Linked DNA regions of Mus musculus: regions 1 and 2 are each linked to region 3. Evidence: chromatin loops called from intact Hi-C (ENCODE). Cell type or tissue: heart. All regions are shown on one strand. Each heading gives the region's core, and the rest is flanking DNA. Links, peaks and the distances in the headings are about the cores only.

Evidence for each region. Peaks named below come from ENCODE experiments on the same cell type or tissue, not always from the same donor. Only the 100,000 strongest peaks of a DNase experiment are listed, where the experiment ranks them.
Region 1: it touches region 3 in a loop (7-fold over the local background); 8 of 42 quality-filtered maps call a loop at or near these places.
Region 2: a loop joins it to region 3, with 2.9 times the contacts of the local background. A loop is called at or near these places in 4 of 42 quality-filtered maps.

The regions. Positions count from the first base shown.
Region 1 is chr15:39,072,813-39,083,366 of GRCm38, reverse strand. It overlaps Cthrc1 (collagen triple helix repeat containing 1), which reads right to left and starts at 6,435. Exons shown (of 4, transcript NM_026778.3): 1 at 6,208-6,435; 2 at 2,663-2,884. The coding sequence starts at 6,363. In heart, for the core only: no CTCF peak of the experiment used is centred there; a DNase peak (open chromatin) is centred at 4,636; H3K4me3 peaks cover 1,170 bases; H3K27ac peaks cover 1,098 bases; H3K27me3 peaks cover 359 bases.
Region 2 is chr15:39,001,972-39,012,525 of GRCm38, reverse strand. It overlaps Fzd6 (frizzled class receptor 6), which reads right to left and starts at 6,246. Exons shown (of 7, transcript NM_001162494.1): 1 at 6,094-6,246; 2 at 4,963-5,301. The coding sequence starts at 5,139. Gm26704 (a long non-coding RNA gene) reads left to right here and starts at 5,457. Exons shown (of 2, transcript XR_875317.3): 1 at 5,457-6,464; 2 at 8,110-8,769. In heart, for the core only: no CTCF peak of the experiment used is centred there; DNase peaks (open chromatin) are centred at 5,765 and 6,215; H3K4me3 peaks cover 1,446 bases; H3K27ac peaks cover 978 bases; H3K27me3 peaks cover 113 bases.
Region 3 is chr15:38,933,559-38,944,112 of GRCm38, reverse strand. Baalc (brain and acute leukemia, cytoplasmic) reads right to left here and starts at 10,204. Exons shown (of 2, transcript NM_080640.6): 1 at 10,037-10,204. The coding sequence starts at 10,204. In heart, for the core only: a CTCF peak has its summit at 5,153 (motif pointing left); a DNase peak (open chromatin) is centred at 5,322; H3K4me3 peaks cover 1,098 bases; H3K27ac peaks cover 1,542 bases.

The DNA of each region.
Region 1 (10,554 bases), core at 3,083-7,082, 140 kb before region 3:
ACTGGACCCAAAATCCATATCCGACCAGCTCATAAGGTCCTAGAGAAGAAAGTAATACTATTATTCTGTTAAAAGGACATAGTAATAAACTGGCCCCTAAGGTTTCTTTTTTAATACCTATAAATTAACACATTTCTTCAACCCTCATCATAGAACCCTCCTTTTGCAGTAGATGGAGATTAAAGCAGAGACTCGACATCTGGTCAATGTTCAGAGACTACAAGGGGAGTGGGGCGGGGGGATGGTGAGGTAGTAGACACCTGCAATGAAACAGAATTTGCCAGACACAATAGGGCCATGGCACATATGAACTCACAATAGGTTACACGTGCAAGGCCTGTACAAAATCAACCAAACTCCCAGCATGCATGGGGAAGAGCCCATGGAGCCCCACCCCTAGCTGTGGAGCTGTGAGCAACTGATGGCTGCTAGGGAGACAAAATCTGTTTTCTCCAGAGATGAGACCCAGAGAGGCTACCTATGTTCCTGGAGACACACATAGACAGCACCAAGTGGACTTGGTGGAGTTTTAAGGAAGTACATGAAGTGGGAGGGGGAGGGGGAGGAAATAGAAGAGAAATTGGAGGAGAGGGCATAGGAGAGAGTAAAATAAGAGACTGAAAATACACTGTGAATTTTACCTGCCTTCTCCCCATGTCTTTAACATGCTTAAATTTTATAGAGGGATAAAGATTACTTATCAGATTGATACAAAAGCCAACTTCTGGCTTTCTTAGATGGTTTTATTTCACTTCCTATTTATCTTCAAAAACAGCTAGTCTTCAGTACTTTTAGCTAACAAACCTATGTATTTTTTTCTACTGAAAAACACTGAATATCAACTCTATGTTAGACGGTTGGATACAAAAGTTCACACAAAGGAAGCCCCGCCCTCACGGCGCTGGCATGCTAGAGTGTTGGTGGATATCTGTTGGGATGGATTATGTTCACTCTCTCCATCCTTTTGGGTGGTGGTTGTGGTTGTTCTTGTTTTAGTCAGGGTTTCCAGTAGCCCAAGATGGCCTTGAAATAGCTATGTAGCCAAGGATGGCCTTCAACTCCAGAGGTTTCCAGTGGTCTCTACTTCCTGAATACTGAGATTATAGTTATGAGTCACCTCACCAGGCTCAACCTTTCTTTTGAGCAACAGCACACAGTAGACAAATGACCTGAACAGCACAGTAATAAGAGCTAGCCTTGCTTTCTTCCTTCTAGCTGGTCTTCACAAAAATCTGTACATTGGCTTATGACCTACAATCTCTTCCTTGCAGAACATTTCCGTATTCATTGTAACCACTGCTAAAAATCATGGTGTTTTAATAATGCAGGAACCGCTGGGAGGTGGTGGCGCAAGCCTTTAATCCCAGCACTTGGGAGGCAGAGGCAGGTGGATTTCTGAGTTTGAGGCCAGCCTGGTCTACAAAGTGAGTTCCGGGACAGCCAGGGCTACACAGAGAAACCCTGTCTCAAAAAAACAAAAAACAAAAAATAAGAAAACAAAACAAAACAAAAAAGCAGGAACCATAAAGGGACAGCTTTGGGGGGGGGGGGGGGGAAATGGCAACTTCTGTTGAATAACTGTGAATAAGAAGGCAGTCCACCATTGTCAAATGTTGAAATAACAGTCATCATTCAAATCACACTTTCTTTAATATATATACATATATATAACCAAAATGTGGTAGCTAGATGAAAACCTGTCACACAGAATCAAGGCATTCTTGAACTTTTAAAATAGAGCAGAAGAGGTTGAGATGAAAAACATGGATGATGCCATACAACTTAAAACCTTAGAGTTTTATGAAAATAAACTTCTGTTTTCCGGGTGGTCGTGGTAAGCAGAACCATGAAGCACCAAATTATAGCTAAGGAGGCAGAAACAGAGGTGGTCATCAAAAGAAGATACGGAAACAGCACGGACTTTCTCAGCTCTGTCTCTTCTCCCCCCCCCCCGCCCCCCCCCGCCCCCCCCGCCCCCCCGGACTCGCCAATGGCACTTCATCCGGCCGAGGGCCTTAAGCACACGAGGCTCCGCATGCTCCCCCTCAGCTACACCCGGGGCCTCTTGGAGACAAAGCACTAATCACTGGACCACTCAACAGTCCCTGGATCATTCATCAAAATGCCCTCCCTGACATGCTATTTTGCGTGCTTCTCCTTACACAAATATTACAGAATCACCATCGTCACTATTTTAAATCACTAGCATTGACTTCAGTTCCCCTAATTTCAGCAGTTTTAAGCTGAGCACGGCGACCAAGGACAAAAGGACTCCCCGAAGCAGGGATCCCAGTCACGTGGTAATTTTTAGGTTCATCTTCCACTTTTAGCTCTGAAGCTACAGCAGGATGTATTAGATTAATTTAAAGTTACTTTACAAGACTGGTTCCTGTCTAATTTGAAAAAAAAAAAAAAGCTATACTTTTTGCGTTTGCTTTATAAAATAGTGATTATCTATCTTAGAAATGCCTTTATAAAATTAGCTGAAACGTTACCATTTTTTTAAATTAATTTTTAAGTAAAAAGTCAGCACATTACCTATCCTGAATCTTTTAATTTAAGGTCCTTTGGTTTAACAACAAAATAAAAAATAAATTTGGCAATGACTTATACAAACTCTTATATTTTGCTTCAACTTTATTATAATTTGGGCTTTACTTACCGCAATTTTCCCAAGATCTATGCCATAGTTCAGCGAACTCCACGAACACTGCTTATAGTTTGGGGTCCAGGACTCCTCAAAGCTTTCCCTTAAGCATTCTCCCTTTTCCCCTTTGAATCCATCCCGACCTGGGATGCCAGGTGTGCCAGGAATGCCGTTGGCCCCAGGGCTCCCATCACGACCGGGAACTCCTGCTGGTCCTTGTAGACACATTCCATTATACTTCGGTGCAAAGGAGAAAGGGGGACAGTACCATTACTTAACATGCAGACTCAGTGTAGGGCATAGGGAGGTAGTCCAGTGGTAGAACTCTTGCCTGGCATGCAGGATGCTCAAGGTTTGATCCCCAGTACAAAATAAGTAAATAAAGAAATACAGTCATGAATACATAAACAGTATGTGAGAGTCAAATGATCACAGCTGCGTTTATTTTTAATAAACTGGCAGAGTCCCTCTAACCCACCTCGTCCGTGTTCTAATGGATTATTATGGCGAACTCATTTTAAGGGTGTTTAAAATTTCTCCTCCAGAACCTGACATTCTATGTTAGCTTCTTACAATCCCTTTCTTTTTATTTGTTTGTTTTAGGGTTTGTTGTTATTGTTGTTTTGTTTTGTTTTGTTTTGTTTTTAAGAGACAGGGTTTCTCCTTGTACCCCTGGCTGTCCCAGAACTCTCTCTGCTTCTCAAGTGCTAGGATTAAAGAAAGGCATGCACCACCACTGCCAGGCCCATAATCCCATATTTTATCAAGGGACTTGGTTCTTGGAACTTTTACATTACTATACAAGATTTTTAATGCTTGTTTTTGGTTATTTCTCTTTTTTGTTATAAATATTAATATAATGAGAATACTTGGCCATATAGATTTTTTTCCTTTTGAGTGATTTCCCTAAGATTAATTGCTAGGGAAATAATTGTGAAATAAAACTTTAGCAGTCAGTAGCTGTCTTGTATCACAGCATCTCTAAGTTGTATGTGCACCTCCTCTGCTCTTCCCATTTTTATGCAGAGGAAAGTGCAGTGGGTAGAACTTCTCCAGTCCATTCTGTCTTCCTCAAGAGGAGTCTGTGGCCCAGTTAGTTTCACGTGATCCCCTGTCCTCAGCAGGTGTGTAATAATCTAGCAAACCATCTGTAAGCGCTAGTGTTCTCTGTTCTGTTGTTTCTTTCTGTGTGCTGTAGAATTTAAAGGCGTGGATTCTAGAACCTTTTTTTTTTTTTTTTTTTTAAATACTAGACTCATCCCGTCTTAGATGTATGAGACCAGGCCATTTACTCAGCATTTCAGTGCCCATTTCCTTATGAATAAAATGAAGATGATAATAAGCATTCTTGCCATGAAGTTAACAGTTGGTAGCACACGTGTGCCTGTAATCCCTTTCCCCTGGGAAGCAGAGGCAGGGACCCAGAGTTTAGGATCCTGTCAAAACAGCAAATTTGTGCCTAGTCTGGGATACATGGGACCACACCTCAAAACACACACACACACACACACACACACACACACACAGAGAGAGAGAGAGAGAGAGAGAGAGAGAGAGAGAGCACGCATGTTCACATTACATCAATGAGGCTTGAACTTAGAACCTTACACATATCAGGCAAGTACTCTACCATTGAGCTACAGTGGAAATATTTTGAGCGTTGCTTATCAATTCCTGCACTTATCCTTGTATTAGTTCACATAGAAACAGGGATGATGTTAGACTTTTCAAAACACAATGAATTCCAATTAAATTTTTTACTTTAACATTTCATTTATTGTTGTAAATTCCTCTAGTATGATTTGATAATTTCTAAATTCCTCTCAGGAAAGATGCTACATAGAGTATGTTTGTCTTTTCTTAACTTAAAATGCTAGTTCCAATAGGTATTTAGAATCATTAGTGAAAGTCAACAAAATGAAAACATGTGAATGGAAGCTCAAATTCCCTCACCCAACGCCCCATTTCCTGTGTTGGCCACCAGGGGGCAGAATTCAGTGGGAGCGTGAAAGACACGCTTTGAAAGCGCCTATACAAAGTCGCTTTATAGAATCTGTGGAAACCTTCCTAATGACTGTGTGGACTTTTTCTGACACCAGAACCAAATCCAATCTACAGGATGCACCTGAGCCTGGCAGCACAGTATGCTTTTCCAAGTTGGGGTAGAGTTGTGGTACTGTATAATCCTTAGAGGGGGAAAATGCTAGCTTTATGGGGAAATGACTATTTTATGTATCTTAACTACACATTCATAATACGCAAACTGCACACGAGCCACATTCATGTGGCACTTTTTTTTTTTTTAACAACTTAGGCACTCAAAATAGAACTGTAGCTCCAACACAGTATGCTTTTGTGGAGGAAAATTATATATCAGAGCATAAAACAACAAAACCCTACCACTGCTGCGTGAAACAGCAGGGATTTTCCCCCAGTGCTTTTGAATCAGTTTAGAACTAGCTGTCAAGGAGCTTGGTTTATTAGCTCAACTTAGAATGTCAGTGGAAGAAATTCAAATCTAAAAAAAAAATAATAATAATAAAATAAGTAAATGTCCCCTGTCCTTTATGTATCGCAGTGCCTGACAACCATATAGCTTGGTTTAAGGACAGAAGTTTATGATGTGCCAAAGACTACAAATCTATCGATGGCTGGCTTTTGAGTGGGACAGACAAACTCTCTGCCCTCCACTAGGTTTATTGACTTTTAGAGGGAAAGGTTTTAAGCAAACAGACTTTCCCACAGATTAGCCTCTCAGAAAGCCCTTGGGATATTTGCTTTCCTGGGAGCGCTTTCCTTCCCCTTAGCTTGAGTACAGTGTTCCTGACTGGTTAAGACCTGACTGCTCATCTGTTTTAAACAGATCAGGCAAAATGGGTCCTTGGAAGGGCTCCTAGTGGGGCCTTCATTTTTCCCCTTCAGCTTCAAAGCCTCTGACCACTCCTGGCTCAAGCTGTGGTCCTCTAAGGAGTAAACTGCAGTTCATATTTCCCAGGGAGATGACACAAAGTGATTCATAATCTTCAAGTTAGCTGAACAAATGCTTTGTGGGGGTTGTTAGCCTCTCCTCCAGGCAGACGTGGCCAGACCGTGGCCACTGGTCCTCACAAAGGACACGTTGCACAGCCTTGGCCCAGGGCCAAGCGGCCAGCTGGCCTAGGGTCTTCCTCGGGCTTTCTTTTGAAATCAACTGACTAACTCAATCTACTCCAGTTGCAGCCACAGCATCCCCCCACTTCTCCCAACGGTGGCCTCCCCTGGAGCCAGAAATTACTGGGCGACTTACACGGATTTGGGCATCCCACCTGACCCACGTCGGAGCATGTGGTGACCTCTCATGATCTCCCGTAGCGGTTCAAGACTCTGCTGCAGGCGTGCGTCAGATCCGTCCCCACACAGGTACACAGGCAGGACACTGAGGCACTCAAGCTTCTTAACGTGCTGCCCTACACTCACCCCTACGGTCAGCACCACCACCATCTATACTGATGCCCTCCCGGTGCGATCCTGGCTGAGTCTTCTCCTCCAGCACTGAGGTCAGGACCGACTCTCAGACTTACCAGGTCTACCACCTCCCTCTGCCGGATCAGCGCTTTTTGCTTCACCTTGGGGTTCTCAGAGGCGCTGATCGGTGCGGACAACTGTAGCAGCAGCAGCAGCACAAGGAAGAGACCGAGCAGCAGCTGCGGGGGGGCCGCGCGGCCTTGGGGGTGCATGGTGTGCGGTGGCTGCGAAGCGCGGAGCAGGAGGTAAAGGGGTCGGCAGGAGCCTGACCCTGCTCAGCGTCTGGCCCAGCCCTGCAGCCTGCCGCATCAATGCGCCTTTCACTGAGCGCCGCCCTCCCTTCTTCCCTCCCACCCCCTGGACGCCCGGAGCTTGCATACTGTTATAGGCCTGGGTCCCGGGTCTAGCCCGCCCCTCCTCCGCAGCTCCGCCCGCCCAGACCCCCGCGGGGTGCTGCAGAACCAGAGAGGAATGCAGAGACCAGGCAGGTTGACAGTGGTCAGAAACCACAGGTGGTGGTGGTGGGGGAATGGAGACCGCAACTCCTGAGTTTCTTAGAGGCACGTGTCTTAACTCGGCCTCAGGAATCACCTTCGTGTTCCTTCATTCCTAAAAAACTAAGGCTCATTATTTAAAAAAAAAAAAAAAAAAGTGACATTTGGGGTATTAAATGGAGAGAGCCAGAATATAACAGTCTATAAGAGTCCTATGACTCAAATAATCGATAGTGTTTGAGTGTTACCCCCTTCTAAACTCCAAAATGTAAAGCTTTGTTCACGTGGCCTCTTGGCAATCCTGTGGGGGACGATGCAGCCTGGAGTCTCCATTCATAGGTGAACTGAGGCTGGTAGAAAATAGCCAACATTCAGTGCTGGAGGTTCACTTTCACGTGCTTATTTCACATCAGATTAATATAGTTTGAAAAGTTCTATCCAACTTCAACCAGGAAAGCAGCCTCCAACTCTCTTAGGCACTCTCTGACGGGAAGCAAACGGGTGACCTACCTATCCAGGGAGAGGGAGAGGCGACCTCCACGCTCCCTCCATTCCTCCACGCCCAATCCCTAGTTTCATCCTGAGCTCTGCGCTAACTCCTGCAGCGGCTTCCACCACAGCCACCTCATCGCTGGTGGATCCCACAGATCTTCCCCTCCTAAATTCCCTTCCCCCACTCATTGCCCTGTCCTACCCTCCACCCCCAACTCCAGCCGGCACTCCCTGGGAACCCACAGGCCACACTGGGCAGGGACGCAGGTGGGCTAACTGCAGATCTTCACCTCTCCCTCTGCTTCTCAGAGTGGAACCCCTCAGTCTCAGCCCTAGGCTGCTTCTGCACCCATCTTCAGTGAAGCATACAGATCCCTGGCCCCCCACTTTCCTCCCGTCACTCAATGTTTTTCCCAAGCATCCAGCTCAGGCACACACTCATTGGGAACCTACAGGCTACCCCTGCACAACCAATTACAGCCAGGACGATAGGTCTCCACTAGAACCCACCAACCCTATCACAGCAGGCCCTGAGTATTACACCCTGGAAGCACACATAAAGACCTTAACATAGCCTATATGTGTATGCTAGAGGTCCTTAAAAAGAAAACATTAAATCCCTTAAAGAAGTCTATGAAAGCACAAACAATGGAAGGAAAGGAATACAGCCACTCAAGACCTGAAAGAGGAACTGGGATTGTTAAGGTCTTGGTAACTGTTACCCGTCTAACCTACCAGTTTGAGCTGTTCCTAATGTCACAAGGAAACTTTCTCATATGCTGTTACTTCTGTTACTAGGATGTTCTCGGAAACCAACACTTCCTGCACCTGTGTATCAGCCTTTATAGTATTTGCCTTTTAAGCTGCCCTTGGGATGGATCCCAACATAAGAGAGACACCTGTACCTATTTAGAATAAGACTTCCATTTTGAGTAGGGGCAGAATAAAGTTTAGGTTTCCAAGACCTCCCTGGGAACTGATATCCTACTTGACAGAAAGAGACATGTATGTGGAAAACTGATATCCTGGTTGGCAAGCTAAGACATGAATATAAGATGAGGCAAGTCCTCTGCCATAGTTGAATACCCTAACCAATAGGAGCAAAATAAGTACACAACAAAGACATGCTCCTACAGAAAGCCCTATCCCTAAGTTATGATTGGTGGAGTAACTTAGCAGAGATGGTTATTATAGCTCTCAGGCTTTAAAAGCCCTGTAGGATCTTGACTCTACATCACAGTTCAGCTCCTGAGTCTGGCCGGTGGTCCTGATCAATCAATCCTGGGAATATGTGATTTGTGAGGTGACTCCTGGACCCCCTTCCTCCAACAGAATTAATAAAGAGACCCCAAACTGAGGGAAATCTGGAAATGAAAATATAGGAATTTGAACAGCAACCACAGAGGCAAGCTTCACCAACAGAATTCAAGAATTAAAAAAGAGAATCTCAGACACTGAAGACATGGTAGAAGAAATGAATACATAGGTCAAAGAAAATGTTCAATCTAAAAATAACTCCTGGTTCAAAACATCCAGGAAATCTGGGACACTGTGAAGTGACCAAATCTAAAATAAGAATTAAGGAAGGAGAAGAAACACAGGTCAAATGCACAGAAAATATTTTCCACAGAGTGACAGGAAAAAAATTTTCTTAACCTAAAGAAGAAGATGCCTATCTGAAGTGGAAACTTAAGGGTTCTTTGGAAAGTCAGTCGTGTCTGATGGTGCTTTGCTGTGGCAAACATGTGAAGGAGTGTTATCCTAAAGCAGACACAGGTGAAAGGATGTTTTGATAAAGCAAGCACATGAAAGGACATAAGATAAGGGATTCTTCACCAAGGACACACATGTATTAGTCCACCTTATACTGTGTAGTTGTGTTCCATCTGTTGGAACCTCTTATGATAAGTGCATTTATGGAACCTAAATCCCTTGATAGAATATGAGATTATGGGCTAGGTGGTGGTGGTGAACACCTTTAACCCCAGCACTAGGGAGGCAAAGGCAGGTAGATCTCTGTGAGTTCATGGACAGCCTAGTTTACAGAGCAAATTCCAAGACAACAAAGGCTACACAGCAAATTCCTGTCTCAATAAAACAAAACAAAACAACCCCCCCCCCAAAAGCTGCATGAAAAAAAGACCAACAAATATTGTAACCTCCCCCCCAGCCTGAAATCTGGCTGATCAGGTTTGACTGTTAGGGCTAAGAGAGCATCAGGGGTGGAGCCTGTCACTCCCACTGCTGCTACCTGCGGCCTAGCTGTTCCGGAGCCAACACGTGGTCACCTGAAACTGGACTCCAAGGATGATTTGGAGGGAATGGGCCCCTTCCCCTTCTTCATAACCCAGTGTCTCCGAATAGTAAAATTGAACCTTGATCAGACTGTTGTCTTGTTTCCATTCTCTCTCGCGCCACCTAGTTCCCTCTTCTCTTCCAGATTCCAAGATGCCTCCCAGGCTAGAACCCAGACATGTGGGCCGCTGGCTGGCCTCAACAGATTGGCGAACCAATGCGGGACTGGGAAACAGCATAGGACATTTGGAAGAAGCACTGCTGGTTTGGAGCTCCATGGAAGAAGAAAATAATTAAAGAAAATTCGTACCGGAGAAGGTTGGTATGGGCTAAGTTGAAACTGCGTTAAACCTGCACGCTAAATTCACTTAGTTTCAGCAGTGAAATTTATCAGGCAGTTAGCCGCAGCTCCAAGAAGTTGCTTTTTTTAGGCGTGAGAAAAGAAAGGGTTTAATAAAAGGGATTTAATAATCAGGTGGATGGCCACAGTTAGAAACTGCATCATGTGGGAGGAAAATGTCCCAGAAGCAGAGAGAAATTTCAGGGCTGCGCTGCTTTGTTCTCTCTGGGCCTTACAGCAGAAGTTCTCTGCCCTCTTGTGTTTTTGTGTTTGGGTGCACCAATCTGTTCACGTGTTCAATTCATGTATGTTCGTGTCCAGTCAGAATGAATGAATGTTCTATGTTTTATGTTGGATAATAAAGATGGCTAAAAAACTTTATCTGGTGGTTCATCAAAGCCAAGAGTGGCCACATGCTTTAACCAGGAAACCAGCACACCGCAGGAGGGCCCCTGCTGGAGAAACTGTTCTTTATAGGAAAAAAGAGAGTCTGCAGCCTCTTGGTTTTGGGGTAAAAAAGCTGATAAATGGTTTTTTCCTGGAGGGTTCTCTGCAATCGTTATTAATGTATTTGGCAAAGGATAAAGTGCTTTTATTCTATGATTGTAGCTAGAAAAATTAATATTCTCTGATTGGTCTAAGTGTAACTGCTTCATTTTTTTTTTATTGGTAATGTGCTCCGCGTGTTTTCAGAATCAGCTCATAAGTTATTGGTTAAGATTAAATAATTGTTACATTGGTAACAGAAGGTTAGCCTTAAAATTGGCAACTCAGGAGTCTTC
Region 2 (10,554 bases), core at 4,228-8,227, 68 kb before region 3:
GTCAGAGTTCCTGGGAGTCAAGCTGCCTCCGGGATGCTGAGATCCTAGTGTGACCAAGCTCCTGGGATCCTGGGGTCCTGGGAGTGTTAGAGCGCCTAGGAGTGGAGCTTATTCTGGGTGTTGTGGGACTAGGTGCAGAGTTTGCACCCAAGGTCTGCTCAGGGAACCAGACCAGACCAGAAGGAGCCTGTGCCATTGGTTGGGTGAAGTTCCTGGGTACCTGGGTCTCGCTGGTCCCAGTTACTTCAGGTGATGGAGCAGATGTTGTGTCCTCCTCACCTCTGATCCTACGATCCTGGGAGCGTTAGAGCACCTCCATGGTACACTTCTGACTGAGGACACTTTGAAGCATTTATTTCACCTCTGTGACTCCTATATTACTTGTGAGATAGCTACAGCCATTTTACACAGTAAACCCTAAAAAACAAAATAGCTGAATCAAGCTAAACATCTACTCTCTTTTAGAGCCCTGGGTGTAAGCACAGAACGAGAGGTGGTAAATGACAGCCGGACAGAGTCCTCTGGATTCTTCTAAAGGCACAAACCTGCAAATGTCTAAAAAAGTCACTTTACAACAGAAGCCTGTTTCTCTTAGACATTCATAGACCCACTCCCTGTCTGTCCCTTTTATTTTAAATTGAATATTGACACTTTAATAGTACATGTGAACATGGGAAAGGAAAAGGTTTTATGGCTTACTTCCTTTCAACTGTTTAAAGATACACGGGCACCTGCTGGTCCAAACACAATACATGACTCTGGACCTCAACAAAGAATAATACAATATTCCTGTTTCCATTTTCCCTGGATCAACCTCAGTTCGACGGTATGAAGTCAGCCTCTCACAGGATGTCAACCTCCTAAGCTCTGAGATGAAGCTCTCGACAGAAAACAAAGGACACAGAGTGGACAGCCAGCTGCCATTTGCTTTCTCACCAGGGACAGGTTAACTGGGCAATATCCTTTTCATAAGGCCAAGTTCCATTCAGAGTCAGAACTTAACTCTTTGTAATACAGATGTCCTCATGAAGGGAGTTACAAAATGGGGGGTGGGGACTAAAATTTCTTATTTCACGTAATTTCTGAAGCAAAATTGAAGAACCACGATATTCTTGTCAGATCCTTTTGACTCGTGATAACTTTGACTTTAAACATTTATATGGAGTAGGGTGTGGTGGTCCATACCTTTAATCCCGGCACTCCAGAGACAGAGGTGGGTGGGTCTTTATGAGTTGAAGGCTAGCTTAGTCTACATAGCAAGTTCTAAGCCAGACACAGACATATAATAAGATCTTTTTATTGCTGTGATAAAACACCATGACCAAGGAAACTTAACAGAAGAAAGAATTTATTTGGGGCTTATGTTTCAGAGAGTTAGAGTCCATGACCATTATGGAAGGGAGCACGGTGGCAGGCAGGCAAGATGCTGGAGCAGTAGCTGAGAGCTCACATACTGATCCACAAGTAGGTGGCAGAGAGAGAGAGGGAGGGAGAGAGAGCAAGAGAAAGTGAGAGAGAGACAGAGACAAAGAGGAAAAAATGTGCCAGTTTTTTTAAACTTCAAAACTCACCCACAATCCTTCCCAAATAGTTTTACCAACTGGGGACCAAGTATTCACACACATTAGCCTATGGGGCCCTTCTCTTTCAAACCACCATAAGCAGCAAGAGTTGCAAGCATGGAAATCTGAGTTCAAATCCCCAGCACCTACATAAAAAGCTGAGTGTGGCTGTGTGTCCCTGTAATCCCAGCAACAGGAGCAGACAGGCAGATCCCAAGGGCTTGCTACCTAGACAGCCTAGCTTGAGTAAGATCCAGCTCGATGAGAAACCCTGTCTCAAGACAGTAAGGTAGAAAGCAATAGAGAAAGACAGCCAACATACTCCTCTGTCTGGCCTCTGTATCCCCCTACACAACACAAATAAATAAATAATAAAATAATTCATATGGAAAGTAAGATAGATCCTGGGTAACATACTCCTAAGCATGCGCAATAATGCTTATTTATTCCATGTAAAACACTTTCAAGTACTTAAACGTTTAGTGAAGTACAGCTCACAAGCCTGCCACAGCCCATTTTTGCAAATGCATTAAAGTTTTACTAAAACACAGCCATATTAATTCACTCATACTGTCTATGACAGCTTTCCTGCCACAACTGCAAAGGTGAATAGCTGTGTCAGAGACTGCATGGTCTATAAAACTGAAAGTAAGTGGCCCTTCACAGAAAAGGTTCACTTAGTGGGTCTTCCACTTTAACAATCACATCTACGGGGACAGTTTGTTACTGCAGCTGTGCATTGTTCTCAGGAATCACAGTCTCTAATGGGCTCTGAAGCTGCTGCCCAGGAACTAAACTTTGAGAGCCATTGTCCTATCTAATCTAATCATAGATTAGCAACGTAGCAATAAAAGTGCTAGCTAGCACAAAACAAAAGCCTAGGCACAGAAAGAGTGAGAGGAGGACTGGGTGAGACGGCTCAGAGGGTGAAGTCATTTGCCTGACAACCTGAGTTACATCCTCAGGACTCACGGTGGGAGGAGAAAGCCAAGGCCCACACATGGTTTTCTGACCTCCACACTGGCACTGTGCACAGCACATCTGTGCACACACACACACAAACCATGCATATGCACACATACAACGATAAATTAAATATTAGAAGAGAAATAAGATAAATCTCTTGACTTACATGGAATTCTTGATAGCTGAAAAAGTACATTTGCGGTAGGCAGGGTGATGAGTGCCTATAATCTCAGAGTGTAGAGGCAGGGGGATCATGAAATCAAAACCAGCCCAGGCTATATGGCAAGTTCCAGGCCACAGAAGTTCTGGGAAACACAAGAAGACCCTGTTAATTAAAAAAAAAAAAAAAAGCAAGCCTGCCCTAGTGGCAAAGACCCTGCCACTGGGAAGGAAATGAAAGGGGGATTTGAAGTTCACGGCCTACCTGGGCTACGAGACTGTTCAAAACCAGACTGGGCAACTAAGGAAGACCCTGTCTCAAAACCAAAACTCTTTGAAAAAAGACAAGAAAAGAAGGAAGGAACAAGTGGCTGCCAAAACCGTCATGTGATTCTTCAGCCTCTATCTTCAAACTAATTTACTGGAAATGTAACAGAAAACCTGGACAGCCCCAAAGCTTGGTGTGTGAAGACCATATACCAGGAAGAGACTGGTGCTGTCCGCACTCAGAACCAAAAACCTTCCTGATGGTGTCAGACATGAAACTACCTGGGAAGCTAACTAGGTAAGTTAAAACAAACAAACAAACAACAACAACAGCAAAAAGCTTTTAAAAAGTACAACAGAAACACCCGTTCTTAAAAAAAATAATGCATGAAACACAAACTAGTTATTACTTCCTTCAGAGCCCTTTAAAACAGCTGATGTGCCATCTGCTCCACAGCTGTTAAGGACACTAAGTGTAAATGTTAGGGATTTCTAAGGTCACTGTCAGCATTCAAACCTAAAATGTATGTAGCTACTATAAAGAGAGGAAACCAGATTAAAATAAAATGCTTTCTGAACCCTTACTAAAGCATGTATTAAAAAACATTATCATCAGAGGCGGCCAGACTGAACAATGTAATTATTGCGTGATGATATCCACTATACACTTATGGGTCTGATTTATCAATGGAAGTCTCCCTGTATTCTTTGTAGAGTGTTCAACAGAACGCCTTGCAGGGCTGAGGATGTAGCTGAGTGGGCGAGACCTTGCAGTATTTGAGAGGCTCAGTGCTCAGTCCTCAGTGCCCCACCCATCTGGTAAAAAAGAGGGGGGTTTTGCACTAGTTGGGAAAAACTACTCAAAGATTAAAACACTATAACTTGTACATCTTTTAAAATTATATCTTAGTATTTAAAAACCACCCAACCCAGACAGGAGTCTGTCTACAAAGAGGTAGTCAGACAACTAACTATTCCAGCAGACAAAGGAAGACCTTCAAAGCTGCAAGATCAAATACAGTTAAGTTTAAAACCCCTCTCTAGATTATATTTCTAGGAGTTTCGTCTCTCAGAGACAACCTGAGGAAAAAACCTTTACTGGCTTCAGCTTTTTTAGGGAAAGATTACAAAACCTATACCCTTGTCTTTTTTTTCTTCATGAAACTTATCAACCCAGCAGATCTGTGTGGCAGGTTCCTGTCTCTACAGGCAGCTCTTTCTTCCCACACCTCCTGGGACATTTTCATATCTCTAAACCAGAGTCAGGTAACTGAGGCGCCTGAGGCGATTGTTAGTGTCACACTGCCCTTCGCCCTACAAGTGGACTTTCTTTTAGCAAGTATCTTATATAAAGAAAACACTTACATGCTATGCCTGAAAGTCACCTTTTAGTAAAACATTCTCTTTAGCGCCAAAACATTCCAATAATTTATTAGCTTTGGGAAAACTAAGTCAAATGAATTTGACAAGTACTTTTAAAAAACATTTAAGTTTCATTTTAGCTCAAGCAATATAGATTATATGTTCAGTCAACCATTAAAAAAATTCAGAATTTGGGGCCGAGCGTGGTAGCGCACACATCCCAGCAGAGGCCGGTGGATCTCTGAGTTTTGAGGCCAGCCTGGTCTAGAGAGTGAGTTCCAGGACAGCCAGGACTACACAGAGAAGAACCCTTATCTTGAAAAATCAAACAAACAAATAAATATTAAAAATTTAAAAATTCAGAAATCACAGTCTTGGAGAAGCAATGACACAAATTCAAAAAAGCAAAATATTTTTATTATCTGTAAGCACCCTTCATTATGAATGCAACCTTTTTATAAGCAAATTAACTAACCGTCCAACTGTAGACAAAATATGACAGCGGGAGGAGGGGAACTTAATGTTCAAAACTACTTTAAAAAATATGATTGGGAAAAAAACTATGTTTAAAGATTAAAAAGTAATAGTTAAGAGAAAAATACTACGTATAAACTAATTTTCAATATAGGCATGAAAATCCACTCACCCCCATTTCCACAGCAGCGATCCCCTGGTCATAATGACCCATCAGGTTAGGGAAGAACGTCATGTTGTAAGTCATTTTCATACATCTGGGAACGGTGATTGGCTCACAGGTGAAAAGGCTGTGTCCTCTTACGAGGGGCAGAAGAATGCACGCCAACAGAAACGGGGACCTTTCCATCTTGCCAGACTCCGATTTTACCACATGGCTTGGATTATTCTTATGCTCCTTTCCGCATCAAAAAGATTCTCAAATCAGAGATAAAATGTACAAATTCCTCATTGCATTCTTTGTACCATTTTGATAGAAGCTGTTTCCTGAAAATGAATTCTGGGGCAACTGCTGTAAAAACAAACCCAAAGTGTGTTATCAGTAACATTCGTCACAAAGTCAAATCCAAGTCAAATGTCATGCTAGGTAACTAATGCTACAAAGAAAGAAAAAAATGTGGAAAATTCCATCCTAGCAAGAGACATATCCACCTGCCCGGGCGCGGATGTATCACTTTGCTAAGGAAGCCTCAATTCTAGGGAACTGCTGATGAAGGGTTATACTGTCTAAAACACCGGGTAAGAGGAGGCACGGCATAAGCAAGTTGGAGCGAGGAAAGGGGTGATGGTGGTTAGAAGAAAGGGGGTCTAGGGGCCCCTTGGCCATCTCACTATATGGGGAAAATGAGGACAAGTGACCCAGACAGAGTTCTTCAACTTTAGCTCTCTCTACAATCGCAGACTTCTGCGGATGTGCCTTTCCTGTTTTCGCAAAGGCGAAAATCAGTCTGCTGGGGTTGAGCGAGGTCCCCCTAGGAAGAGTGGGCCTGGGTGGTGACTCCTTTGCGCTTCTTCACCTCCAGCACTTTCCCCTTCAACGCGCTCACCCCGTGCCCCCTGTACCCCGAATTCCACCCAGCGCAAACCTTCCACGGTCAGCTCATGGGGACTGCGGGAGGCTCCCCTGAGCCCCCGGGGTCCCGCGTCGGGCACCTGTTCCCGGCCTGCAGCCGAGCAGCTCCGTCCCCGGCCTGCGGGGACCCAGAGTCACTTTCCAGGAGTTGCGTGGGACTCCGAGGCGACGCACCTGCGGCTCCGATCCCGGCCGCTGCCCGCCCGCCCCGTCGGGCCGGGGACGCCTCACCTCGGGCGGCAGAGGAAGGTGGCTGTCCCTCGGCGTCGCGCGGCCCCGCCACCCCAGACAGCCGGGGCGAGCTTTCGGTGGGGGGCAGCGTCCGGGCCTCGACCGCCTCCGGGGCCGCAACGGGGAGCGAGAGCTGGGCGATCCCGCGAGACTGCGCCGCCAGGTCGGGCGGGCAGGTTGGGGCTCGCGGCGGCGGGACCGGCCCTGCGCCCCGCCCAGCCCAGCCGGCCGCGGTGCGGGGGCCGCCGAGCTGTCGCCTCCGCTCGCACCGCGGACCCAGGCGTGAGACCCAGGCCGTTGGGGAAGTGCCCTGCAGAGCACACTTTCCGTTCTGGAAGCGAGGAGCCTTAGCCGCGGGGATCTGCTCTGTAGTGAGTGGTAGCTGAGATCAGAGTTAGCGAGGAACTTCCTGAGTTCTTGGCTGAAAAGCCTATTAACTCGGGGAGTCTGGCCACCACCTTGAACGGCAGGTGCCAGCTTCGGCCGGTTCTACAGCTTTACTGCTGCAAAAGCCCCACAGAAAGTTAACTGCTTTAGTCAACGTGGTTTTGAGAACCAGCTCTGCCACCATCACTTCAGATAAATTACCAAAAAGGGGCGTGGGGATGTGTAGAGTCCTCTCTATGTAGACATGATAAATGAATACAAGAATGGTTACTAATTTTTGAGTCCTTTACATTCAATAATGCCTGATATGTAGGACTCTGGTATGAGGTACAAAGGAACTTGTTGGCAAACACAAAGTGTCTTCTCTTCTTTCTTTCTTTCTTTCTTTCTTCTTCTTCTTCTTCTTTTTCTTCTTCTTCTTCTTCTTCTTCTTCTTCTTCTTCTTTCTTCTTCTTTCCTCCTCCTCCTCTTCTTCCTCTTTTCTTCTTCTTCTTGTTCCTAATGGGGATAGAACCCAGGGTCTTGTGCATACTGGTACTAGCATGCCTACTATGTTAAGCTACAGTCCCAGCCTGTAAAATAACTTTTAAATGGAGACTGCTGTTAGCTGAATCACTGTGCTGCTGAAAAATGTCACATTTCAGTACTTGGGACACCACCGAATAACCAGACAAGATTTGAAATCTGGAAACATCAACTAGAGATGAATTTTGGAGAACTCTTTCCCAGCTTTATCAAAAAACTTAGGACAAGCCGGTCATGGTTGCACACATCTTCAGTCCCAGCACTCAGGAGGCAGAAGCAGGCAGACCTTTGAGTTCCCAGACAGCTAGGCTACACAGAGAAACCCTGCCTTGAAAACAAAACTAAACAAAAAAAAGCTTAGGACAACTGTAAAGGACGAGACCATGTTAAAGAAATGTTAATACTAATTGTCTTAATCTTAATATTATTAAAAGTCAGACAGTTTATGTATTGAAAAATGGGTTTCTATGTAAGATGTTTTCTATGTAGAAAATTAACCTTCTACGTGGGAAGAATATTTCTCAGAAAAATGTTAAGTTTCTATATAGAAGGAATATATCTCAGCTGAGTGTGGTGGCACAGGCCTGGAATTGCAGTACTTGAAAGGCCAAGACAGAAGGATCTCAAATTCAAGACCAACCGAGGTTTCAGAGCGAACTGAATGTCAGCCTGGAATACAAAGTGAGAGCTGTTGGTTGAAATACAGAAGAAGAAAAGTATTTGTGAACATTTCTCTGATTAGGCTAGAATACCAGAACCAGGTAGCAGCATTTTAATTTGAAATCCACAAATGAAGTGGAAATTTCTAGTTTCTTTGGAGACTCAGTTGTGTCATGTGATGTTTTTCTGGAAACATCTCATGAGCGATTGTTTTGCTAAGATGAGACGCTTGGTGGTTTTCTGAAAGCTGCCCGTAAAGGGGACATGTGATGTTTTGCTGGGGCAGGTGCTTAAGAGGGCATGTGATGTCAGGGAAGGGGATAAGTATAACCCAACAGGCAGTGGGCACTGTTGTGCGTTGGTTCACCTTGCCTTCTTCACTGATCATGGTTTGTCATGACTTTGTAGAGACAAACACACCACAAAACTTTTCTTGATATTCAGGTGGCTTCTTGCCACTTCTGCTGACTCGGACTGGCTGGCAAGGCTGGAGGTTTCTTCTGCATGAACTGCCGTTGCTGATTTGTGGGTGGTGGATGCCAGTGGATGGAGCTACTCTGCTGATCTGTGTGACCTGAACTACTGAGACCCTGACTACAAAGACTGGAATCGCCCCAAAGAACTATTTCCAAACAGGTCCACATCCCCCTATGCCCTCTTAACCTTTCCTTCCCACGACCCCTGGTGGGTGGTGGGCTAGGAGGGAGGTTAAAGGGTTTAAGAACCCTCATTAAAAGTAGGTTTTGAAAAAAATCTAAGCCTACACAAACTACGTGATTTAGAGGGGAAATGCCATAAGTTTATTTCTACAGAAGTGCAGTCTATTTTTATCCTTAATTGCTTTTAATTATAGTGAGTAGTGATGAAGTAAAATGATTTGGGGACATTAGAGAGTGGATGTGGAACTTTCAGGCAATTATCTGTATTATCCTTGACTTTCAATATAAAGTTTATTTCAATGGCATGAGATTAAAGTGTGACCCTGAGAGGTCAGAGTTGTTGGTTTTGAAGCCCAGCTCCAGAACCTGGAGTGAACCTGGGCAGTGTTCAGCCCCTGTCTGTGTAAGTTTCATCATCTGTAATACAGATTTTTTTCCAACTGTGGGGGTTTTGCTCATCATTTTCCTTCTCGGTTCCTTCACATTTCTCTAATCTGGTGGTCACTGAAAGTTAGGGCCGACTTTCACTGTTAAATTGAAGCATAATTTTTCAAGGTTTAGAACTTGAGATGGGAAGATGTTTTTCTCCCTTAACATGTAAAATAGTCCACTCTGCTCTTCTTTTTGCCCGGCTTCTGACCTCTTCTTCTATAGTGAGTTTTCTCATCACCATGTATGGTGTGTTTTTTACACCATGGCTGTATGTTTTGTTTTGTTTTGTTTTGTTTTGTTTTGTTTTGTTTTGTTTTTACAGATACTCTTCAGCAACTTGAAGAAGTTGCCTTCTAGGTCTAGTTTGCTAAAAGTTAGATTTTGTCAAATGCTTTTACTATATCATGATAATGTGACTTTTCTTCTTTAGCCTATTCATGTGATAAACTATATACATTGATTATAAAATGTTGAACCAAAGGATAAATCATCGTTGTAATGTATAATTTTCAAATAATTTAATCTTCTATTTATTTTTTAATTCAAAGTTGTGTCTAGGTGTGCATGTGTGTGTGTGCTGCCTGTTTTATGTGCACCACTGCATGTAGTACCCACAGAGGCCAGAAGAGGGTGGGAGATCCCATGGAACTAGAGTTGCAGGCAGTTGTGAACTGCTTGGTGTGAGTGGTAGGAACCAAACGTGGGTTCTCTGAAGCAAGTGCTCTTAACCTCTGAGCAACCTCTCTACGCACTTATTTTATTTTTAATTATGTGTATGTATGTGTCTTAGTTAGGGTTTTATTGCTGTGAAGAGACACTGTGACCATGGTTAACTCTCTTTTTAAAAAAAAATATTATTTATTTTATTTTATGTACATTGGAGTTTTGCCTGCATGTATGTATGTGTGAGCTGCCATGTGGGTGCTGGGTATTGAATCTGGTTCCACTGGGAGAGCAGCCAGCGCTCTTAGCCTCTGAGGCATCTCACCGGCTCATGTGGCAACTCTTATAAAGGAAAGCATTTCATTGGGGCTGGCTTTCAGTTCAGAGGTTTAAGTCCATTTCATCATGGCAGGACGCAGGCCAGCACGCAGCAGAGATGGTGCTGGAGCAGGAGCTAAGAGTTCTATATGCAGGCAGCAAGGAGAAAACTGTATTTCACTGAGCCCAGCCTTAAGCACTTGAGACCTCAAAGCCTGCCCCTGACAGTGGCACACTTCCTCCAACAAGGTCCTACCTACTCTAATAAGACCACACCTCCTAAGAGTGCCACTCCTTAGACCAAACATCCAAACACATCAGTCTATAGGACCCTTCCTATTCCGACTCTCCCCACCCACAGTGTGTGAGCGTATATGTGGGTCCATGCACGTGAGTGTAGGTGAACACAGAGGCCAGAAGCATTGCATCTCCCTGGAGCTGGAAGTTAGAGCTGTCTGAACAGTGGTGGAAACTGAGTTCAAGTCCTCTACAAGCACAGTATGTGTCCTAATGACTAAGCCATCTCTGCAGCTCAACAGTTATTTTTATACATTGTGTGTTGGGCTCAGTTCTCTGCCAGCAGATCCAGGGAAGAGGAGAGAGGTCCTGGTCCAGAGTCTCTCTGGGTCTGAGCATGATGGTGAGTGTCAAGGGGGAGTCTTGTCGAAGCAGGAACTCATTTTATTGTATCAGTCTTTTATTTATACAGGGTTGAGGAAGGAGGTGGGGACTTTTGGTGAGGTGAGATGACATAGGGGGCAGGGAAGGGTGACAGAGGGTATGGAATGACTGACAGGGCCAATAATGTTATTCTACA
Region 3 (10,554 bases), core at 3,566-7,565:
AGTCAAAGGCTACAAACTGGTTGTTCTCACAACAGCTATTGAGTGGATACGACTGTAATTGTGAATACAGTGAAGCTGCTCCTTAGATGAGCGCACCACATCAGTCTATAGATTAGACACACAGAACACAAATCATAGAGCTGAACAGCCTGGGTCTTAGAGCAAGGCTTGTCGCAATGCCACTTTAGCTTGGGTTTCAGTCCTTAACCTGAGAAATAAGGAAGTAACACCTGCTTCCCAGATGTTTGAGAAGCTCAAATCTGTCACTTAAAATGAGTCGTTCATGGTTTGCCCATGAACGACCCATTTTAAAATGATAAATTTCAGTCTGGAAACTCTCTCAGGTCCCAGCAGATCAGCCACTCCATTGGTAGCTGTTGCCATTAATTTCACTTGAAAGATCACCTTAAACGCAGCCATTATTACCGTACTCTACTGATACTGATGTCTAGCAAGGCAGCTACTAAGTGGCAAAAATATTTCTAAAAGAGATGGGCTTGTGAATAATGCACACACTGGGGTTTGGTTCCAATGATAACAATCAGGAGTTCCCAGCCATAGACAAATCCATTTTCAAATAATTGCAGCTGTAAATTTAGCAAACCAATCAGAACTGACCACTCTCTCTCCACCTCTGCCTTACATTTATTTATGTGTTTGTTTGTGGGGCGGGGGGTGGGGAGGTTGAGGGAGAATACCCATGATACCATGCACCGGTAGAGGTCAGAAAACAGCTTATAGAAGTCGGTTCCCTCCTTCCACCATATGGGTTCTTGACAGCCAGTGCCTTTACCTACTAAGCCATCTCACCAGCCCACAAAAGTACTTTTTTTTGCAGGGGGGGTGGGGGGGGTGGGGGGGGGGAGGAATCTGAGACATCAACCCAAAGGTTGGTAACTACTGCAATCTAGTTACAACTTGAAAGCTTTAGATTCTGTTTTGTCTTGAATGTGAAATGTTCCCATGGCTTAAAGTTTTAGTCCCCAGCTGGTAGTGCTGTTCTGGAATGTTCTTGAACTTAAAAGGTGTGTTACTGGGAAAAGGACTTAAGATTTTAGAACTCAGGCCTACATCCTGTCTGCTCCCTACTTACAGACTGCATACACAATATGACCGGCCTTTGGATGTTTCTGCCTCTCTGCCTTCATCACCATTGTGCATTGCATCATTAAGATTAAAATAATCCCTTCAAACTATGAGTCCAAATTAACCCTCCCTTCTCACTGAGCCCAAATTAGCCCTCCCTCTCAAAGTTGCTTTTGTCAGATATTTTGTAGCAGCAATGAGAAAAGTAATTGATACAAATTCAAAGCCCAAATGAGAGGGAAAGGGGAAGCTACCAAGTCAGATGTTTCCTGTAGAGATTCAGAGATCTAAGTCACTTTCTCTTTTTTGATAAAGCTACAGAGAGATGCCGAATAGTTAAACCTCTTTGTCTCTTACTTTGCAGGAATAGAGATACTCCTGTCTAATGTGGTTTCCAGCTAGCCAAACATTGGCATTTAATAGCCTACCCCTTTTTGATGACAAGGAGAAACAAGCATCTGAATTACTGGCTTAAAAAGAAATCTCACAGTTCTGTTTGATGATGAGAGAAACCTAGTTGACACCTTTTTCTTCCACAGCCACCTGTTAATTTAATCCTTCCTTCACTTTTAATGTTCTTGCTTTGTGAGCTCTGTCACCATTGACTCTTATTAATGGGCCACCTCCTGTTTCTTGCCTGACAACAGTTTTTAATTTTGTCTCATTTTTATTTCTGTAGGTCTAGAACCCTGTGAGTCATAGCTTTGGGTCCCCTTGATACAGCCTCTTTAATTAAGAGTCATTTGCTGGCTGCCATTCTCAAGGGTAGCCAGATAGACTGTGATAACTTCCTGGCAACCTCCAACCCAGATGGACTTGTCTCTCCTGGGGTTCAGAAGTCAACAATCCAGCTCACTCCCTGGGGAGGTAAGGACAGATTGGAGGCTTCACAGCGACCTGGATTCCAGATTGCAGCAAAAACCTGCTCAGCTCTTTTCTCCTTTTCACCCCAAATGGAAATAGAGACGTTCTTGGTTTAGCTTGGACTCAACAAATATCTGTATCTAGCAAAGGACTGTACAAACCTTTGTGGATGATACAGGAAAGCTGACTGAAATCATGGTTTGTTCGATTCAGTCTGCTTGTTTTTCTGCCACATTAGTATTTTTAAATATAAAAAATCAATACATGAGCTGGGGTGATAGCTCACACCTATACAGATATCAGCACCTGGGAGGTTAAGGCAGGAGGACAAGAAACTCAAGGTCAGATCCCAATTCATAGAGAGTTTGAAGCCAAATTTGACTACAATAGATCATGTCTACAAAGAAAAGAAAGAAGAAAAAGCAATACATGATTATAGTATTTTTTTTTAAATGTGTGTGGTATGTAACATTCCTGTTAACTGCAGCACGTGGGAGGAGAGGTAGATAGGTTGTTACGAGTTTGAGGTCAGCCTGGTTTACATAGTGAGACCATGTCTCAAAAACAACATCGTATATGTATGTGTATACGTATATGTACGTGTATATGTATATAAATTTACAAATAAACAATACATCATATTATATTATTTATATATAATATATTTTCTATAAGTGTATGTAATTAAAAATATGTAACAATTATATCAATATGCTAAGCTAATATAATATAGTACATATAAATTGATAAACATGTAAATTTTTTGATAAGCCAAATTTCAGCACCTGGGAGGATGAGGAAGAGAGTTCAGATCCAGCCTGGGCTACAGAGCAATCATGGACTACATAGTGAGATTATGTTTCAAAAGACAAAACAAAAACTAAAGAGTCGAGAAGAGGGGTCATTCTCTGGGAATCTGGGCATGGACCCGGCCGGTACCCATTGACCTGGCCAAAATGTAATAAAACTTGCTTCAAATGTGGCTCAAAAGAAAGTATAAAGAAGGATATCAGGGTATCATGATAACATGCTCCGACCCTTCGCGCCTTCCCATAGGTAGTCACGCTAAGCAATTGTTAATGGGATGCTTCTAAACATATACCATCATGGCTCTGTTATCCGTCCTTTCAGTAACCCCCACTTCCTGTCCAGCCTTTTTGTTTCCTGTTCAGCCTTTTTACTTCCTGTCCAGCCCTTTTACTTCCTGTGTAGCCTTTAACTACAGCTTGAACTTTGCACTTATCTATTTTCAACTTTTTAATCAGATTTTAAGTTCAAGAAGATAGAGCCCTTGACGACTTTTGATCAGTATAGAATCTAATTCCATGCCTGTCGCATCATAGATGTCCAATAAATGATTTGAAAAATGGACAAGTGCAGATAGCCTTTCAGAAAGAAAAGAAAAGCAGGGCACAGTGACACATACCTGTAACGCCAGCACTTGGGAGGTGGAGGCAGGAGGACCAGGAGTTCAAGGTTATCAGCTACATAATGAATTCAGGGACATTATGGGCTGCATAAGATTCTGTCTCAGAAAGAGAGAGAGAGAGAGAGAGAGAGAGAGAGAGAGAGAGAGAGAAGGGGGTAGGAGGGAGGGGGAGAAAGAGGCAGAGAGAGCTCCCACGCACAGAATCTGTTTGCCCTGCCTCAGTGCCCTAGAACTTTCCCACTGGCTTTCAGTTATGCAAAGCACTGATTGCTCCTCACACCACCACTGCAGCATCCAGGCCTTACTTTGTTTGTTGGCACAATAGGGCATCTGCAGTCACTCAGGCCGATGCACTTCGCCAAGGACAATGTCCTGTAGGTTATCAGCCAAAATAAAGAGAATGGCTCCAGGTCCCACATCCTCATGAACTCTCATGAAGTTCACACTAACTTCCCCATCATTACTTTTCAGCCGATGAAGGGAGAGACCATGGGCATGGGCAGCAGACAGACAGAAGTTTACATTCCAACACAGCCCTCACAGCTCACTAAGCTCACTGTGTCCCGTTGGATCGACACTCAGCTCTCGGGCCTCTATTTTCCCAGATGGGGAAGCAGACTTAACCTTTCAGAGTTGTGAGGGTTAAAAAGCCATGCGCAGTGTCTGGCACATAGTAAGCCAGGCATGTTTGTTTACCACGCCTCTCCTTATCAGGGATTAAGCACAGAGATTTACAGGCTGCAGCAGAAGAAGGCTTTAGATTTCTTTTTTTTTTTTTTTCTCCATTAAAGGAAGACAGACACTAAGAAACCTCTAGTTCCCAGATTTCATAATCTTTAAAGTGTTAAAGTGGGGTTAACCAGGGAACATTCCATCTCAGCAACCCCATGGTGACAGGCCAGCTATTAGCTTTCCACAGCAGCATCAGAACCGCTTTGACTTGCCCGGCATGGTGGCCCATGCCTTTAATCCCAGCACTCAGGAAGCAGAGGCAGACAGATTTCTGAGTTTGAGGCCAGCCTGGTCTACAGAGTGAGTTCCAGGACAGCCAGGGCTATACAGAGAAACAGAAACCCTGTCTAGAAGAAGAAGAAGAAGAAGAAGAAGAAGAAGAAGAAGAAGAAGAAGAAGAAGAAGAAGAAGAAGGAGGAGGAGGAGGAGGAGGAGGAGGAGGAGGGGGAGGAGGAGGAGGAGGAGGAGGAGAAGGAGAAGGAGAAGGAGAAGGAGAAGGAGAAGGAGAAGGAGAAGGAGAAGGAGAAGGAGAAGGAGAAGGAGAAGGAGAAGGAGAAGGAGAAGGAGAAGGAGAAGGAGAAGGAGAAGGAGAAGGAGAAGGAGAAGGAGAAGGAGAAGGAGAAGAAGAAGAAGAAGAAGAAGAAGAAGAAGAAGAAGAAGAAGAAGAAGAAGAAGAAGAAGAAGAAGAAGAAGAAGAAGAATCGCTTTGACTTAAGCTACTGGGTTTCATCAGCTGACACAAGAACATGTTGCATTTTCCCATAAGCCTCAGGGAAAGACAGGGGAAGCCCCCTTTTAATCTTACGAGGAGTTAATAACACCTGTACAGGTGCATTTAACCTGACGTAGACTGGGATGTCAAGGGAAGAGTGTGAAGATTAAGGACGGCTACGGCCAGAGTATCTTTTGACTGAACTGGTTTTGCTACAGGCCAAATCTCTACAGAAATCTGTCCTGACACTGTAATAGATCCCTTCCTTTTTCCCAGGCATGGGCTGCTGAGGGCTCCCAAGGGCCCTACCACTGCCTTCCCTCTGGTTCCCCCCAGTGGTTCCATCTGTTCCCTCCCTCCATTTAGCATCCTGCTTCTGTTTTCCTAAGAGGCTCCTTTGCTTCACTGGCTCTTCCTTGATGTGCCTCACATTACCACTGCCAGAGAGAAATTCCATTCCACGCTGCCGCCGACCCTATCCTTTGAAGTCCGTGGGGTTTCACCCATCCTTCCTACACTGGGCCACACATTGCCAACCATTGTTGGCTAGACAGTGGGGCTGGGACTTTTGGAGGCAGTCCCTTAGCTGAGAATTAACCCAGACAATGGGTAATTCCTTTAGCTTCTCGTCACTTTGCCAAGAACAATAAGCAACTGGAGACTGTGCAGCTTTGGAGACACAAAGCCCTGCGCACAGGCTGCTCACGCAACGGGCTCAGGGCTTTGACTGCCAAGAGCTGCATTCACGTGGATATTCTGCCTACCGCTGATACTTGAGGGGCTTTTGTTTTGCTTTGCTTAGATTTGTTTATTTTTATCTCACAGGTATGAGAGTTTTGCCTCTATGCATTCCGCGCATGCCCTTGCAGAGGTAAGAAGAGTGTTAGATTCCCTGGAACTGGAGTTAATGGATGTTTTGGGGGAGGGGGAGGGGGAGTGCGAGCACGCTAGCCAAGCAAGATGACAGTTCAGTTCAGTACAACTCAGTAGCCAGTGTAGGTTCAAACTTTGAGATCCCAAGTAGCTTATTGTAGGCATATTAAATGTGCACAGCCCAATTTGGCAAAAAAAGTTTCCTGGTGATAATTAATTCAATCCTGTGTGCACAACAAACCTTAGAACACTGAAACTCTTTGTAAAGTACATGTGGCATCTATAGATGGGTTCTATAGATTCTCTGAGAAAAGCAAGCTCAAGATAAGCGACCGGGTGTGGGGGGTGGGGAGGGTCCTGCGTGGTCTCAGCCACGTAAATAGCACAAAGGTCACCATGCTATTAACCACGCCCACTCCCAACCGTGGAGAAGGAAAACAGGTTAGACATCTCTCCTTTGGAGAAACAACCCTGTGTATTTAGCGTTCCTGGTTCCCCTAGTGTTCATCTGTGAACACAAGGACCTCTGTGGCTCCCACAGTGGTAAAGCTGGTGGGTGCTGGTAACTTTACGTAGGTTTTTTCAAGCTCAGCAAATGCTCTGAGCTGCTGGGCCATCTCTCCAGCCCCAGTTGAGAATTTTGCTTTACTTCGCGTGTGTACTATCCAATACCTGTGTGAATCCGAGGATAGCTTGCAGGAACTGGCTTTCTCTTTCTACTACATAGGCTCCTGACCTCAAGCACAAGCTTGGCAGTAAGCACCTTGCCTGCTGAGCTGGCCTGGGGAAGCTCTGTCTGTTTTGACTTTTAATGGAGGAGGTGAGATCCAAGCCTGAAGAAATAGCATATCAAAGTGTTTGGAGCCAGGTTAGAGTTCCTGGACTGCCTTAGTTAACAGAAAGCAGCAGAGGCTCTTCTTGGATTGTTTTCTGGGCACAGGTGGGGAGCCGGGTGAAGGGAAACACCTTATTAAGTGCTGTGAGGTCAATTTGGTCCCAAACAATCAAGGAAAGCAGGGTACATAAAGAGCTCTCTCTACTGAGACAGTCAGTTCCAGTTTCTGCAAGATCGTTGTTGGTGCGATCATTTTGTCCATTAGCATCTATTGATGCCAGCCAGAAAGCAAGGACCAGAAGAAACTGAAGAAACAGAGATACGGTTTGTTTGATGGGCTGTTGTTGCGGTAAATCTCCAACCCAAATATGCCCCAGCAATGAAAACACAACTCAATTAATATGATTACATGCTGTGCGCCTAGATTGGGCAGATCTACCGCTACACTACCATCTTCCACAGCTTATGAGACCCCTTAGAACTTGCGGTTTCTCCAGGCCATGTGCTTCTGCTCCACTTTTCTTTGTCTTCCTCCTCCTCTGCATCCTCTCCCTCTTCCATTTTCTCCTTCTCCTCTCTCCCTACCTTCCTCTCCACCTTCCCTTTTATCTGTCCAACCATCAGCTCTCATTTATTTTACAAATTAAGGTGGGAAGCAGGTTTACAGGAAATCACCTGAGTGCTGACTCAGTCCTTGTTTGCAGCCCCTCACAGAACGGAATTAACATCAAATACAATTATCCACAACGGGCTATAAAGCACAGAGGACTCAGAACATAAAATCCTGTTGTTCACCATCACTGGTGTGTTCATTGTGTCCCATCGCCCTTCAGAAAGGAATGTGAGCTTTGGAGGGGGCCTCTGTACTAACAGTTACTATCCCCACTAATGTCTTCCCAGGTTCCTCAGAGCACCAGTCAAGTCTGCAACAATGTTATTTATCATATCATCTGACTCTCACTCTCACCCCAGATGGGCACTGGCCGGGTCCTTGGCACTCCAGCAGTCCCTGGCATCTGAGCCAGATGGAACTCAGAGGATTTTAAGGGTGCTCTTAAGAATTAAGGAAGAGAGTCTCAAGGCCCAGTAAGGATTGCCTTTAACCCACAATTTTTTTCTGGTAAATCTGAATTGGAAAACTGCAAGAGGTGTGTGGCTGAGGCTGTATGCTTTCCCAAAGGTGCCTCCTGGAGAAGAGCCATCATCCAGGAGCTGGTGCACAGGGGAGATGGTTCATAGCTTAATAAACCCAACGCACGCTGAAAATGTAGGTTGCAGTGCCACAGTTCACCGTGGGCTATCAGCTGGTTCCTTGGTGATCTCCAGGATGACCGAAAGCCATTATTCTGTCCACTGTCAATGTAAGAGAAGGTGGCACTGCAGGTGCGAGGAAGAGGTCCCAACTTGAAATTAGAATTGTGATATCCAAAGTGTACGTGTTGTTTTCTCACCATCGTAAAATTGCAGCTTTGAACTTTGACCCTCCAACTGAAAGACCCACACGTGAGGACTCCCCCATGTTCTGACTCAGGTGAGGCAACACCCCAAATCACTCACGCTATCTCGTGACTCGGGTGGGGGTATCCCCACGGAGGTCTTTCACTACCTTCATCTTCTCAGTACTCCCATTGCCCACTGGGGATTAACTCCAAGGGTTTGTGCTGTTAGGAAAACACTTTACCCACTGAGCTATGGCCCCATGCCCTGCGTTGTGATGCTCTGATCCACCAGGTTCATCTCCATCACGTATATGGTACTATCTGTGCCATACAGTGCATGCCTTACTTCCCTTGCCTATAAAATGGTCATGATGCTGTTGGGAGGATTCCAAAGCCTAGAGGGCCTAAGAGCTAGCACCCTTTTAAGTGCAAAACACAACTTTGAAATGATGGGTGAGGAGGGCAGAATGTGGCACAAGGAAAACAAGCATGTAGATCAAGCTGTTTCCAGGTAACTGCCATCTCTCCACTATAACACATTCTGTGTCTCAAATATGGAGAGAAGGATTAGGAGACAGACATCTGGACCTTCTCTAGAACACTCAACCTCGTGAACATGGTTCTGTGGACCCCAAACTGCCTTGCACTCTGTCAATGATGACTGGGTCTCCTGAAAGTCAGCTGATGCACAAAGTAGACAATACAAGACCCTTCCATCTCCCTTCCCCAGCTAGCCTTTGGGCTCCATTAGCATTCCACTTAATGAGGTCATTGTGTTGTGGGCCCAGCTATCATGTTTGTCCCTCCTTCCCATTGTTCTTTGTATCGCAGTCTATAAGAGGAGGCCCATCTGTCTGTTCCTTTGGATATTATTTTATTTCCACTATATGTTTAAGAAACCTGAGATTCTGAAAGATTGACTCTACAAGTCTCCTCGGGTAATGAACTTTGGAGACAAATTTGAAACTGGTTTGCTGATCAAAGCCACTGAAAGCAACTTAATGATGTGAAAAGGAATTCCATCGCAAAATTCTTGCAAACGATAAGCTTTGTTACACAGTGAAATGGAATAAAATTGGTCACCTCGGGGTTTAGCTAGTTTTCATTCTTCCCCATGGCATTGTATGCTATTTAAGGTCCATGTACATGTTTACAATGTCTTTGCTGTAACGGAAAAACTTGATCCTTGTCTTCATCTACACAAAACAATGCTTTTGTGATCTATCAACTCAGAAAAAGAAAGTGCTTTGGGAAATAAACTACCATGTAAGGGACTGATCAGAAGAAAAAACAAAAAGAATACCATCACTAGGTAGGAAACTGTGCCCTCGGGATGCAGGAGGCCAGAGCTGGGACAGGTGGGATCAGTGGGTTCTGAACCTTCAAGTAAATGGTGGACTTCAGGGAAGATGAGGAAATTGGAGGAGGAAGGAGAGGAGGAGAGGAAGAGGAAGAAGAAGGAGAGGAGGAGAAGAGGAGGAGGAGGAAGAGACTGCAGAGTCTCCAATTGCTCAGAGCTTTCATTCTGGGCTGCAGCCCTCACTCCCCCAGCCCTACCCCATGGAGGAGCCAGGCACAGCAGGAGAACCTCTGGGAAGTAAGGGATCAAAGGATGCCAGCCTGGTCCAGGACCGCATCCAGCCTTCTTTCAAACAGCAAGCTTTCTGGTGATGCTGGTATGATATTTTACAAGAGTCACCCTTGAAGACCCTTGCACTGACCAGCTGATTAGAGGGTATGAGGTACAATGCCAATTTTGTTTCCTTCCGCTGGCTTTGCTGCCTAACACAAGGAGACTTTTGGACAAAGCTGTGTACCTGAACCAACACACATTTCCTCCAGAGGGCAACTCTCTAGGACTCGTTTCTATAAGTTAAATAAAACTCAACAGCCCACAAGGAAAGGATTAAAATGGCATTTGCAGTAAGTTTTTACATTGAGTGGTGGAAAACCTCGATTCCCGAGGTCCCGAGGTCTTCCTTCCCTGGACACAGTGCTGGTGGTCCCGATTTGTAAGTTCCACCCCTGTTCTCCATCCCCAGTTGATGTTGTAGTTTTGACCCTACCTCTGTGGCCCAGAGGCCATTCTGTTTCTGGGTCAGAGGGCCTGAGCTGAGGTTCTGTGAGTTGGGACATTGGGTCCCACAGTTCATCTTCTTCTCTGGGTTGGCTATTCCACCCGGGGCTGCAGGTCGGAGCACCCCGTTAGAGGACAGTCCGTCTTCCAGCACACCTGGGGAGGCAAGGAGAGAATGGCACCAGAGGCTTGCAAATGGCAGCTGTTACAAGCAATCCCAAGGTGGCAAAGAAAGGGCAGCTAATAGCAAAAGGTGGCCTCAAGTTCCACCTGGTAAAGCTATCTTTTCCTGTAAGAATACGTGTGTTTTTACGTTAAAAATAAGATTTAAAAATAGCTTTGTAGCTTGAAGTTTTCACTTAACACATTGATGGCAACTTTTCCACATTATTAAACACTCGGCCATGTTATTTTTTACACGTCTGCTGGTCGTACGAACAAGCAATCATTTAACCAATGCCCTCTAACTGGATATTTGTTTCCACGTTCTAATGCTAGATGTTACTG